2 separate regions of the Homo sapiens genome follow, and region 1 is linked to region 2. Evidence: chromatin contacts called from ENCODE Hi-C or POLR2A ChIA-PET data. All regions are on one chromosome and are shown on one strand. The core of a region is the stretch at or near the end of the contact, and the rest is flanking DNA. Distances in the headings are between cores, read along the strand shown. Region 1 overlaps FAM117B (family with sequence similarity 117 member B). Region 2 holds the start of ICA1L (islet cell autoantigen 1 like).

Region 1 (7,213 bases), core at 4,008-6,507, 210 kb after region 2:
CACCCTAATGCAAAGCAAATAAAGTGAACCAGCGTGGGAGCGGCATGGTTAGGGTAGGTACTTACACTGCTCTACCAATATATGGGAATTTTAATCAAAATCAAAGGAAAAATTCACCTGTTTTGAGAATATACAATGTATTTCACCATTCATAGCTGAATCTATCAATGTCCCACCCATTTCCATTCACAGCCAGTGTGGAGAACACCTGCAGTTTCTATGAACAGTTCTCCAGACAATTTCTCAGCATCTGAGCCTCTCTGCCAGAGCTTTCTCTGCCTGAAGGAGCATACTCAGCTTGGCAGCAGGACAAGCAAGAGAGCCTGGGAGTTATTCCCAGAAACTTCAACCAGTGAAGGGCAAGAGGTAGTAAATGTCTTATCCCTCAATGGGACAATCCAGAGGCATATTCTCTATGTAATCTAGCAGAGGGAGTTCAGCGAGACTGATGACCAGTTGCCCAGTGTGGTATACTACTTATTAAAGCACGCTTATTAACTTTTGTCCCTTCCCTGTCTCTTTCCTACTTCTTCAACATTCTTAAATGAACTATTTGGAACCAAACAAATCCTTGTCTCAGGGTCTTCTTTTGGTGGAACCCAAATTAAAACACCATGTAGCATTAATCTCAAAACGGTGTTTATGATCGACAAAACTACAACCTTCCTGTCAATACAGTGAATTATGTGGGAAGCAATATGTTTAAATCATTAAGTTATTTGTCTGGCTCTTTGGATATGAAACTGAAGATCACAATTACTTTAGATTTAGAAATAAGGAGAAAGATCAACACTTTCAAGCTTTCAAAAATTAGTAAAGCTTTGCATATTTGGCAAATTTATTTGCAGCTTTAAATACAAGGAATTAAACTTCAAAATGCAAACACCATGGTAGCACTATTTTTGCCTGCCCAGTATACTCATTTGCCCCAGACCTTCCTGTCTTTTGGTAACAGATGCTAGTCCCTAACAGGGTGAGTACATGACCAGGCTCAGCTAATAACAATAATTCATTCTTCTGGATGCAGTAACTGACTCTGAAATGGGCGCAGAATGAAACATTATCCTTCCCTGTAATTTTTCTAGCTGGAGTTGGTGGAGAAGAAGCCCTCTTGCCTTGTGGGTCTTGCAGACGGAAATATGAGTCTTGAATGGTCTGTGGCCCTGTTCCCTGCTATGTAGACAAAGTCTCTACACTAGAAAGTATGCTCCTTGGCCAGGGGGCGGTGGCTTATCCCAGTACTTTGGGAGGCTGAGGCAGGATCACTTGAGGTCAGAAGTTCAAGACCAGAATGGCCAACGTGTTTCATGAAACCCCGTCTCTAAAAATACAAAAATTAGCTGGGCATGGTGGCAGGCGCCTGTAATCCCACCTACTCAGGAAGCTGAGGCCTAAAAATCACCTGAACTTAGGAGGCAGAGGTTTCAGTGAGCCGAGACTGTGCCACTGCACTCTAGACTGGGTGACAAGCTAGACTCCATCTCAAAAAAAAAGAAAAAAAAAAGAAAGAAAAGAAAAAAGAAAGTATGCTCCTTGAGGACAGAAGCTTGATGTGTCTTATTTCTCTTTTCATTTTTGCCCCTTAAGCCTTTGGAACAAATTGGTATGTCTTATTTCATCACTTGTTTCCCCAGCAACTAAATAGTAGCTAGCACATAGCAGGTACTCAATAAAGATTTGTTGATTTAGACAGTACGTGAGAATGAAGCTAACAAACAGACCCACATGAAAGATTAAGAAACTAAGAGAATGTCCTGAAAGTACTTAGACAGTATGTGAGAATGAAGCTAACAAACAGACCCAAATGAAAGATTAAGAAATTAAGAGAATGTCCTGAAAGTACTTAATTTTTGTGGCCACATCTATCTATGTTTGTGGTTATTTCTTCAGTTCTACTGTCATTCTGCTTAGTTTAAGCTGAGTTGTCATTTGCAATCAAGAGTCTAGAAAAATACTTCAAGCAAACAAAGAAAAAAATCCAACAAACTGGATAAAGCAAATTAGTGCTTTAATATTTCTTCAACTTTGACCCAATAAAGCACTCAAGGATAAGGCGGAAAAAAAGCAATACTCATCCATATTTTTGTTCTGAAAGATGATTTAAGGAAATACTTTCATAATGACATGCCTGAAAATCCCACTTGAAACAATGTGAAAAACATTTTTTCTTAGTTATGTTCCATGTTGGCAAAAACATCTCAAATGATAGTTTTTATCATTCAAATTTGATTCAGTTAACAGAGTAACTTCCAAAAAAAAAATCTAGAAAATTTGAGGAGGAAGAACATCTTCTGATTCACTCCCGAAAATAAGCAAACTTTATCCTCTCCTTATTTTACAAAGCTAATCTTTTTTATTGCACTCAGGTAATAAAAACAGAACAATTCACAGATTTCCATACTATTTGGGACTGAAAAGCCTGGTGATAAATAAGTAGCCCCACCCACACTGATACCATATGACTGGTACAGAAAAATATCTATGTTTTAAAGATTAAGTTTTTTCTTCCTAGAATCACTGCTGTTTTAATTTTGAAATACTTATTTTGAAATCTCCAATATCATATCATGATTTTTGTGTCTATCAAATCAAGATGTGGGTTTAAAAGACTAAAAAAAATCTGTCCCTAACACCATTTTACAACCAATTTCTACCAATTATTCCAGATCACTCTGTCTATTGATTTATCAATGTATTTAATCTCTGCTTCAACCAGAAACTGTCTGAACCCTTCTGCAAGAAGGGAGGAACTTTTGGCATATATTATTCCTTATTTTGGTGTTCTTTCAAATTATCCAACTTGGTAGGATACCTATTCGTAATAGGTTTAATGTTGACTAAATTATATTATATATAACACTGTGAGAAGACTTTAAAAACATGGTCCCCAAAACGAAGCAGACATGAGTTGAAATCCCACATTTAGAAATTCTCTGAAACATTAAATTACTTAGTTCTCTTGGACTGAGTATTCTCATTTATGAAATGGAAATAAACACAGCCCTTAGAGGCATATATTTAATGCATGAGACATGCATTCAAATATTACTTTCTTTCCTTTTTCTTTGCTGATACAGAAAATAAAACTTGACCCAAAATCTACCATCCTATACCACACTTTAGAAAATGTTCTTTTATTTTATTTATTTATTTATTTATTTATTTATTTATTAGGAACAAGATCTCACTCTGTAGCCCAGGCTAGAGTACAGTGACACAATCAGAGTTCACTATACCTTCTTTTTCTTTTTTTTTTTTTTTTTTTGAGAGAGAGTCTCGCTCTGTCACACAGTCTGGAGTGCAGTGGCGTGATCTCAGCTCACTGCAACCTCCACTTCTCAGGTTTACGCAATTCTCCTGCCTCAGCCTCCGAAGTAGCTGGGATTACAGGCACCCGCCACTATGCCCAGATCAGAGTTCACTGTACCTTCTAACTCCAGGGCTCAAGCCATCCTCCCACCTCAGCCTCCCAAGTAGCTAGGACTACAGGTGCATGCCACCGCATTTAATATATAAATATTTTTATATCTTTATATATGTATCTAAATATATAAATATTAATATATATTATATTGTATATTATATAAAAATATATAAATATATATTATATAATATAATATGTATGTATTATATAATTATATATTTATATATTTTTATAAAATATATATTTTATAAAAATATTTTTTATATAAATATATTTTTATAAAATATATGATATATATTTACAATATATATATATTTTAAAGATGGAGCCTTACTGTGTTGCCTAAGCAAACTCCTGGCCTCAAGCAATCTTCCCATCTGGGCCTCCCAAAGTGCTAGAATTACAGGCATGAGCCACCATGCCTGGGAACAGTGATTTTACTTCTAATACTACTCTACTACTATCCTCACTATTATCACCCTATAACCTCAATCCACTACTCTTTTCTGTGGTTCAGCCATGCTAGCTGTCCACTTCACTACTTATCAATTATCTCCTCATCTGTCAATATCCCAAAGGCCTCCAAAGACTGAAACCTAGCAGAAAAAAATATAGCCAGCATACTACTTCAACTTGAGTAGAAATAGGTAATTTAACTTAGGTTATCTAGTTTAGTTTAGATCCCTACACTATCTAGTGGGGCCAAATGGCTAAGGTTTATCTTGAGATTGGTCTAAAACATAACACCAGTACCATTCAGGAATACCTTGACACAGTTATTCCTCTCTACATAATTATCACCTTCATTGTAATAATTGGATTCAAGAACAGAGCAATATTATTTCTATGGAAAAAGAGACAGCACATGCGCGCGCACGCACACACAAACACAGACACACACACACAGACACACAGACACACATACACAAAGCTTTTTTTCTTTAAGCTGCCTCAAAAAGAAATACTTAGGCCGGGCGTGGTGGCTCATGCTAATAATCCCACCACTTTGGGAGGCCGAGGCGGGTGGATCACTTGAGGTCAGGTGTTCGAGACCAGCCTAGCCAACATGGTGAAACCCCGTCTCTATTAAAAATATGATAATTAGCCAGGTATGGTGGCACGTGCCTGTAGTCTCAGCTACTCGGAAGGGTGAGGCAGGAGAACTGCTTGAACCCAGGAGGCGGAGGTTGCAGTGAGCCAAGATCGCACCACTGCACTCCAGCCTGGGCGACAAAGCAAGACTCCATCTCAAAAAAAAGAAAAATTTACTAAAGTAACTCAAATAGAGGCCTGGAGCAAGTCCCAGTTTTTACGACATTTTTACTCTATTTTTAAACTCTTTAAAAATCATTTCACTTTATTTTAAATCACTGCTACAACACAGATTTTCGATCTGCATTTTTATTATAGAAATGAAACATACTGGCCGGGCGTGGTGGCTCACACCTGTACTCCCAGCACTTTGGGAGGCCGAGGCAGGTGGATCACGAGGTCAGGAGATCGAGACCATCCTGGCTAACACGGTGAAACCCTATCTCTACTAAAACTACAAAAAATTAGCTGTCCCAGCTACTCAGCGGGCTGAGGCAGGAGAATCACTTGAACCCGGGAGGCAGAGGTTGCAGTGAGCCAAGATCGCGCCACTGCACTCTGGCCTGGGCAGCAGAGCGAGACTCTGTCTCAAAAAAAAAAAAAAAAAAGAAATGAAACGAAACATGTTATTTCAAAATAGTCAAAAACCAGAAGTGAATACAGTAGAAAGTGAAAGTTGTCTGTAACATACCCCCACATCCCACCCACCAGTGAAAACCCAGCTAGCAGTGTCAAAATATAAACATACATAGTACATGCTCAGATACAATTTAAAAAAAAATGTGGCTGGCTGAACTTCTCTGACTCTTCAAGCCTTCTGTCTGCCATCCTCACCTAGAATTATGACTGTACATATGGTACATATGTGTGTGCGTTTGTGAACGTGTAACACCAATAAACATTTTACCAAAGTATTTTTCCAATGCAAACTTCAATGAGTCAACATTTTTTAAATTAGTTTTCTGAAAACCATAGGTAAACTGTTTCTATTTTTTTTCAATTTTCATGTTTATTTTGCTAACATAACTTCCGTTTCAATTGTTTTTAATGTAAAGTTTATAATAAAGACCCAATCTGCTTTTGACTATATCAGATTTTCTCAACAAAGTCTCTATCATCAAAAGGTTTGCTTTGTAACAATACCATTCCCAATTTAAGCAAACTATGCAGACACAAATTGCAGAATGAATGTTTTCTTCTGTCAAATTTTAGTCATAACAAATGTTGCCATAATACATATTTATAGCTATTTGTTTGTGTTTGTAATATTTATATCAATAAGTCACTACCAGTGAGTAGGATGAATGGTTTGTATTAGTTTCTTAGCTGACTACAGTAGGCAGAATTTTAAAATGGTCTCCCAAGATTTCCTGTCCTGCCAGTTTCCATGGCTCACGCCTGTAATCCCAGCACTTTGGGAGGCCAAGGCAGGCAGAACACCCGAGGTCAGGAGTTCGAGACCGGCCTGGTCAACATGGTGAAACCCTGTCTCTACTAAAAATACAAAAATTAGCCAGGCATGGTGGCATGCACCTGTAGTCCCAGCTACTCAGGAGGCTGAGGCAGGAGAATTGCTTGAATCTGGGAGGCAGAAGTTGCAGTGAGCCGAGATTGCACCACTGCACTCCAGCCTGGGTGATAGAGTGAGACTCTGTCTCAACAACAACAACAAAAAGAGGATTTCCTGTCCTAATCCCCAGGACTGAAAACACAACGAGATATCACATCCACGATTACATCATGTGCCAAGAGAGATTCTGTAGATGAAATTAAGGTTGCTAATCAGTTAGTAGTGAGTTATTAATGGGGAGATTATCCAGGAGGGCCCAATCTAATCACAAGTGCCCTTTAAAAATAGAAAGTTTTCTTTGGCTGGCTGCAGAAGAGCAAGTAAAAAAGATTCTATATGAGAGATATTCCACTGCTGGCTTTGAAAATTGAGAGGGTTGGCCAACTATAACCCCAGCACTTTGGGAGGCTGAGGTGGGAGGATCACTTGAGCCCAGGAGGCAGAGGTTGCAGTAAGCTTAGATCACACCACTGCACTCCAGCTGGGCAGCATACGAAACTCTGTCTCAAAAAAAAAAAAAGAAAAAAGAAAATTGAGAGGGTCATGTGGAAAAGATATGAGAGCCGCCTCAGAGCTGAGAGTGACCCCTAAAGCTAACAGTCCACGACAATGCAGTCATCTCAGTCCTATCACCTCAAGGAACTGGATTCTGTCAACTCCATGAATGAGTTTGGAAGCACCTTCTTCCCCACCAAAGTCTCCAGATAAAAGCCAAACCCAGCTTGATCTTGATATTGGCTTTTGAGACCCTGAGCAGAAAACACAGTGGAGCCTCCTCCCCGCCCCAACTTTCAACCTACAGAACTGTGAAATAATAAACGGATATTGTTTTAAGCTGCTATATTTGGGGCAATCTATCACATATCAATAGAAAACTAATACACTGACCCACAGAGAAACCCGTAATTCCTTCAGACTGACTTCTTATAAGCGAGGCCAAAACTACTACGGTAAGGCAAATGAGGCACGTGTTCTGAGGGCAAAATAACTTACTAGATAGATAAATTACTCAAGGTAAGTCATGCATGATAACGAACTATCAAAATTTTAAACAGGACTCAATCATGTACTTGCATGACTCTTAATCTTTGCCCTGTTGGACCCTATCTTTAAAATTTTCATAATTA
Region 2 (6,591 bases), core at 3,548-6,047:
TAATATCTTTTTTATTTAAAAAGCCACTAATTAGAATCAGATTTCATTAGGCAAGTGAAATCCAGATTTTACTAGCCAGAAACTGCCAGGTGTAGAAACAGCAAGAACATTTTAGTCACTTCATTGTTGACATTTTTGACTATCATAGATTAAGTATCAAACACAATAACAGTATTTTGTTATATGAACCAAATATATCTCTTTTTACGAGACATAGTCTAGCTCTGCCATCCAGGCTCAACTCCTGGGTTCAAGGGATCCTCCTGCCCCAGCTTCCTGAGTACGTACCTGGGAGTACAATTGCATGCTGCCACACCCAGCTATTTTTTTTATTTTTGTGGAGATGGCGTCTTGCTATGTTGCCCAGGCTGGACTCCAACTCCTGACCTCAAGCAATCATCTCACCTTGGCCTCAAAAGTGCTAAGATTACAGGCATGAGCCACTGCATCCAGCCTGAACCAAATATATCTTTATTATAACTTAGGAGAGAAACGTTTTTGGCTGGTTAGTTTTACAGAATTAAACCTAATGGTTGTTCTAATAGCAGTTCCAATGATTTGCAGATTTGAGGAAGTAAATTATTTTCTTACAGTGTCCATAAAAGTAACAATGAAACTATATCCTACCATAATAATCCTCTATAGGTAATAAATTATTTGCATTTTATAGGAGAGAAAAATATATGTTAAAGTTTTTGAACAGTCACACAGGCAGGAAATAAATGGCAGTGAATTTGAACTTGGACTTATCTTGGACAAGCTCTTAACTGGTATATATTTTGTCAATCTTATGTCGTGCACAAGAATGATGTTTTTATAAATGGAAAGAATGAGTGTGGAAGTGTCTTCACTTGCCTAACAGAAAGGTTATATGTGGCTGGGCGCCGTGGCTAACGCCTGTAATCCCAACATTTTGGGAGGCTGAGGTGGGCATATCATCTGAGGTCGGGAGTTCAAGAATAGCCTGACCAACATGGAGAAACCCCGTCTCTACTAAAAATACAAAATTAGCCAGTCATAGTGGCACATGCCTGTAATCCCAGCTACTTGGAAGGCTGAGGCAGAAGAATTGCTTGAACCCAGGAGGTGGAGGTTGTGGTGAGCCAAGATCGCGCCATTGCACTCCATCCTGGGCAACAAGAGCGAAACTCCGTCTCAAAAAAAAAAAAAAAAAAAGTAATACATAAATTTAAGTGACATTTGTGGGTACTAAATTACAATAATATGTTCAGCTTTGCATTTTTTTGCCTTTAAAATTAATTTCAATTTTAGCGTGCCACTAAACGTATTACTGTAATAGTATATAAATGTATAAAGATCAATTTCTGTATATTCTAATAGGAATTGTATATAAGCAAAAATGAATTTTAGAAATTATCCTATTATTCATGTAATTATGTCATTCATGTTATTTAAAGGAAACCACAATGCAGACAGGTTAAGTACCTAGTGTGAAGGTATGTAACCAATTAATGGAGCTGTGCGACATACATCTGAGTAATAAAGACTACAGAGAAAGTATCTTGTTAGGTACTATCTGATACAAAGTTTAGAAACATGTCAAACAATTCTATGTATAGTTGGTGAAAGTGTAATAACATGGCTGAGACTTAATACCAGATGAAGTTCAGTGGTTTCAGGGGGAGGAAATAATTTTTAAAACGATGTCGATAACACTTCACATTTAAAATCATCATAATAATTCTAATTCTAGAATTGTGTCTAATTCTAATACTGTTTCTAGCTTTGCTTGAATAAACAGAAATGTAGTAGGGAAGAGACAGAATGTTTAGCTTGCAGTATCTAATTACTCATTTGGGTATCTGGGAAGATAGCTCTCCATGGCCCCACTGTCACTGACCTATAATGCTTCTCCTGACGTCTTCGGTAAAATCCAACAGATTACAAAGAAACTGGAATGCCTTGAAGAAATAGAGCTTTTTGTGTGATGTCAGATTCAATAGACCTCTAATCCTTAGTAAAACAGTACAAAACAGTAGAATAATTTTTAGTGTTTTCTAATATCAACTGAGGTTTTATTTGGGAGATTAACCAGAGGTTTGCACAAAAACAAAAGTGAAGACCATTAGTCTTTAAAGAAACTAAGACTCTAGGTTTGGATCCCATTTGTGGAGCCCTACATTCCAAGTCATCTAATGTTCTTGTCTAGTTAGCTTGTAAAAGTCTATACAATGGAGGAAAACCCCTTTTTTCCCCTTAGTATAAGTGTATTATATGTTGATAGAAAGGATAGAAAGTTAAATAACAGTTCAGTAAATGTACTTCTAAATGAAATTTAAAAGTACTTTAAAGGTGTTAAATTATTTCACTTTCTAAAGAGGTTTTATGCAACACTAAAATGTAATGACTGAGCTGCCTCCTTTTGTTAAGAGACTAGTGCAAGTAGAGTCTTGCTCTGTCGCCCAGGCTGGAGTTTAGTGGCACAATCCCGGCTTGCAACTTCTGCCTCCTGGGTTCAAGTGATTGTCGTGCCTCAGCCTCCCAAGTAGCTGGGATTACAGGTGCACGCCACCACATGGGGCTAATTTTTGAATTTTTAGTAGAAACAGGGTTTCACCATGTTGGCCAGGCTGTTCTCAAACTCCTGACCACAAGTGCTCCGCTTGCCTCAGTCTCCCAAAGTGCTGGGATTATAGGCTTGAACTACCACGCTCTTCCTAGTGCAAGCCATTTAAACATTGTATCCAACAGCTAAAGAAAGAATTCATTCCACAGGCATTTATGAAATATGAGAGACTTGACTCCTGTCCAGGAGAAGCATCAGCAGCTAGCTCTACATTATTTTCTGATACTATTCCTACACTGTGCCACCGTGTTTCCTTAGCGACTTGTGAAGAAAAAGTGATTATATGAAGTGTAAATACTACACTTCATTAATGGCTTGGAGATACTGTGTATCTTTCTGTAATTTTACCCAGTTAAGTGAATAAAAGCAACAGGCCCGGCCGGTAGCCATTATTCTGACTTCCAGGTGTGTTCCTTGGAGGACTTTAGTCGGCCTCAGATTGAGCTGAAGAAGATATTAGTTTACTGTTCTCTTGACTTAAAACTTCATCTTGTTGGAACAAACATTTTCTAAAATACCCCAAGAACTTTACTATGGGGCATAGTAACATTTGAAAGTCATTTCGCTTGCCACTTTATTTATTCCTTGGTGAGAAAGATAATCTGTTCTTTTCAGATATTTTATAATGTATCCTTCAGTTGTGAATTAGCTATCTTTGTTTCATTTCGTTCATTGATGGATTCAACATTCATTCAGGACCTAGTTTGTATTAGGCACTGTGCTAGGTGCTAAGGCTGCAGAAATGCGTAAGGGAGGAGCAGCTTTGAAGCAGCTCGGCACCTAATGGGGAAGACAGGCAGGTAGATCGTTACAGCCAGAGAGCAGTATGCCCCTTAGGAGAAATGCCTCATTTGGTAAGATTCAGGAAAGCCATCCCAAGGAAATAGGTCAATCACTCATGTTTGCCAAACGCTAATTTTTACCCTTCTGAGGAAAGCTGTAGACTCCTCAAAAAAACAAACAAAATTTTGCACATAATCTCAGGTATTTGCCTATTCCTTGAAATCCAAATATCTCAGGGTAAAAGTCTAAAGACATTTAATGTTTTCAGTCCAAATTAACCCTCTGTAGCTTGCCACTTTTCCTATTCTAAAAGTATAATTTCCAGGTTAAGGTGAGTATTTTGTACTGTTAATATTCCAGAACCTCGGCCGGGCGCGGTGGCTCATGCCTGTAATCTCAGCACTTTGGGAGGCCGAGGCGGGCGGATCACGAGGTCAGGAGATCGAGACCATCCTGGCTAACACGGTGAAACCCCGACTCTACTAAAAATACAAAAAACTTAGCCAGGCGTGGTGGCAGGCGCCTGTAGTCCCAGCTATTCGGGAGGCTGAGGCAGGAGAATGGCGTGAACCCGGGAGGCGGAGCTTGCAGTGAGCCGAGATCGCGCCACTGTACTCCGGCCTGGGCGACAGAGCGAGACTCCGTCTCAAATAAAATAAAATAAAATAAATTCTAGACTCACCCCATCTTTGTCATCATACAGATTTTAATTATCACCTCGAGTGTTAACCTTTTAATTCTTTGCTAGCCTATGTGTCGCAGTTGTAATTAATAATTCGTATTCTGCTGTTTTAGGAAAGTTCTTTTAAGTTTTGGAGTCACCTTTAAAAAGAATGAAGTTTGAATTTATTAAATTATCTCCTACTAGTAGTAAATAGTTTTGCCTTCCTTTTTGTTTTTTTCCTGAGACTTTCAGGATCCGGTTTTACCTTTTACTCTTGAAGATTCATCATAAACATTATGGATATGGATATGTGCATTTGAGATTGGTTATGAACGGTTGTTAACTTAGACCTCTTTAAACCTTTAACACGGGAGTTAAATACAGCGGGCGAACGCTTTCCGCCTAAGGAGCACTGGTGCTAAGGGGCCGCCCCAGAAGGCCCGGCAGGTCCGGGGGTGGGGGTGCTCGGAGGGAGCCGGGAGGGCCCCGGGCCAATGCCTTCCACTTCCCCACGCCTCAGAGAGCTCACACTCAGCTCCTCGTAATGTTCTGACCGGTTTGGTGTTTGTCATTTCACTTTATTAAGTAAAGAGGAAATCGGGAAAGGAGGAATAGAGAGGGTCCCCGAGTTCATTCAAGAGCAGACCGAGAGATGCTCCGATCCCGAGTCGGGCCGGTGGCGGGGTCAGGCCGGCGCCCGAGGGGGGCGAACGCGGACGCCAGGTCGCGCGGTTTAAATCTCCCGCCTCCCGCAGCGGGAGCCTGACACCTCCACGCACTGGTGCGGAGGGGCACTGGCTGCCGGAGGGCCGGGAGTCGGCGCGGGGCTCGCGGGCGGTGGCCGGAACGGGTGCCGGGACGGATCACCGTACGGCCGAACGCGACCCGAGGAGGCGGAAGAGCGGCGCCGGTAAGCTTCTGCTGCCTCCTGTCCGCCCCTATTCCCCCTCAGGCGGCGGTCAGGCCCGGAGACCAAATCCCGGGTTCCCATGGCGACGCCGGGAGGCGGGGGCGCGGCGGGAGGCTCCGGCCACACGCGCGCGCGCGCGGCTTCTCGGGGCCTTGCTGGCCTCCTCGGTTCTCTGGGGGACCCCGGCCGCTGCCTGCGGCCTTCTTCCAGGCGAGGCCCTGCTCGGGGTTCTTCCGGCCTCCCCCCAGGCAAAACCCGCAAGGAGCGGTTTCTGGCGTGGCTGGGTCCCCTGCGGCGGAAGGGCGCCTCCCGGCCACGCTCGCTGTAGTGAAGGAGCGCGGCAGCCTGGGGCTCGTTTGGGTGATTTCCCTCGGCGGTGGAGGTCGCTCCTAATAGAGGCGGCGGCGGATCACCCGAACAGCCTTCAGGTGCTTCCCTGCTGACCTCTTTTTAACGTGGTGCTTATTTTTATTTCGCTATTATTTTGTAATGGGAATGTCTTCCTTAGAAACTAATTGGCAACCGATGGATAAAAACAAAACATAGTAAATGTGCAGTTTGAGCTGAACTGCAGAATGCACGGGCCCGCGAGGGGCTCCGCGCACAGATCCTGCTCCTTAGGCCGGCAACCCGACCCCACGGCACAGATATGGCTCCTGGAAACGCGCGTCAGCTGGTCAGGTGCCCAGGTGATGTCAGTGGTCAGATACCTGATGCTCTAAGGAAGACGGAGAGGGGAAAGCGGGGAGTCCATCCTGGCAGCTCACCCGCGATGCTGGGGCGTTGCCAGTAGAGGGGGTGGAATCATTTTTCGTGTAATAGATGATCTTGATGCACACAGCATAAAAGCTGTTATAAACTATGGGTCTCTGTAAAATAGATTGTTGGGAAGGTAACATTTTTCCATGGTTTTGATTTTTCCCAAAAGTATTTATGTATTGATTTATTTGGTTCTGACTCAGGCGACGTACTGTAAGACGATATTACTTTAATCATCTTCACATCAGTATTTATGGAATAGCCACAGGTGCCTCATCCTTTAGTAGGAGTTAATTATACATTTACTGGCCGAGTAAACATCTCCGAATGGTATGTATGTATTTTTATGTGACCAAAATTTTAAATCGTTTAGTATTTGTTATCTGTGCCTATCATACCCAGTATTCTTTGAAATCTCTTTATTTAATAGTTCAAAATGATTGTTTATCTAGTCGTTGAAACAGCTATGTGGAAGGCAGTGTTCTAATTACCAGTTTAATTTTAGAGTTAGAAGGGTGCTCAGAGATCAGCCAGTCCAAAGAGGAAAAATTGCAAATATGAGAACTGGTGGAAAAAGTAGGATGCCATATTTTTATTATAAATATCATAAAAATATAAAACAAAGTTTATACCAGTTATGGAACTAGGACCAGATATCAAAATATTAGATACAAAATAGATAATATACTGTCTTGTTCTACTATACTGCCAAACTTGGTGATTTCATTGTGTGATTCTATATTTACATTTTTTCTGTACTTTTATACTTTAGCTTTTTCAGTACTCACTGCGCTTCCTTTAAAATTTTATTCTTTTTATATTCTTTAACAACAACAGATGGGATATGTGAGTTTTAAATATATCTGTAACTGGAAAGATTTCCTCGTT

The links. A loop is a pair of places that touch in the nucleus more often than their neighbours do. ChIA-PET counts read pairs that join two places held with the same protein, here RNA polymerase II (POLR2A). Pooled maps may share reads with other maps.
Region 1: a loop to region 2 is called in a map with no recorded cell type, with 5 times the contacts of the local background. The contact joins the enhancer-like site here to the promoter of ICA1L in region 2. A Hi-C loop is called at or near these places in 2 of 37 single-sample maps with no recorded cell type and 4 of 50 pooled maps. POLR2A ChIA-PET finds 5 or more read pairs at or near these places in 4 of 52 experiments (GM10248, activated CD4-positive, alpha-beta T cell, activated CD8-positive, alpha-beta memory T cell and 1 more).

Annotation. Positions count from the first base shown.
Region 1 is chr2:202,664,580-202,671,792 of GRCh38, reverse strand. All of the region lies in intron 1 of FAM117B (family with sequence similarity 117 member B), which reads right to left. Among named protein-coding and RNA genes, the nearest start is that of FAM117B, 33 kb to the right of the region's middle. RefSeq lists an enhancer at 5,285-5,364. Within about 2 kb of position 5,257, at least 5 of the 41 ENCODE cell types and tissues checked have a DNase peak (open chromatin) inside an H3K27ac peak, as active enhancers do.
Region 2 is chr2:202,869,972-202,876,562 of GRCh38, reverse strand. ICA1L (islet cell autoantigen 1 like) reads left to right here and starts at 4,797. Exons shown (of 13, transcript NM_001288622.3): 1 at 4,797-4,944. WDR12 (WD repeat domain 12) reads left to right here. Exons shown (of 13, transcript NM_018256.4): 13 at 1-2,302. RefSeq lists silencers at 4,485-4,614, 4,675-4,724, 4,765-5,254.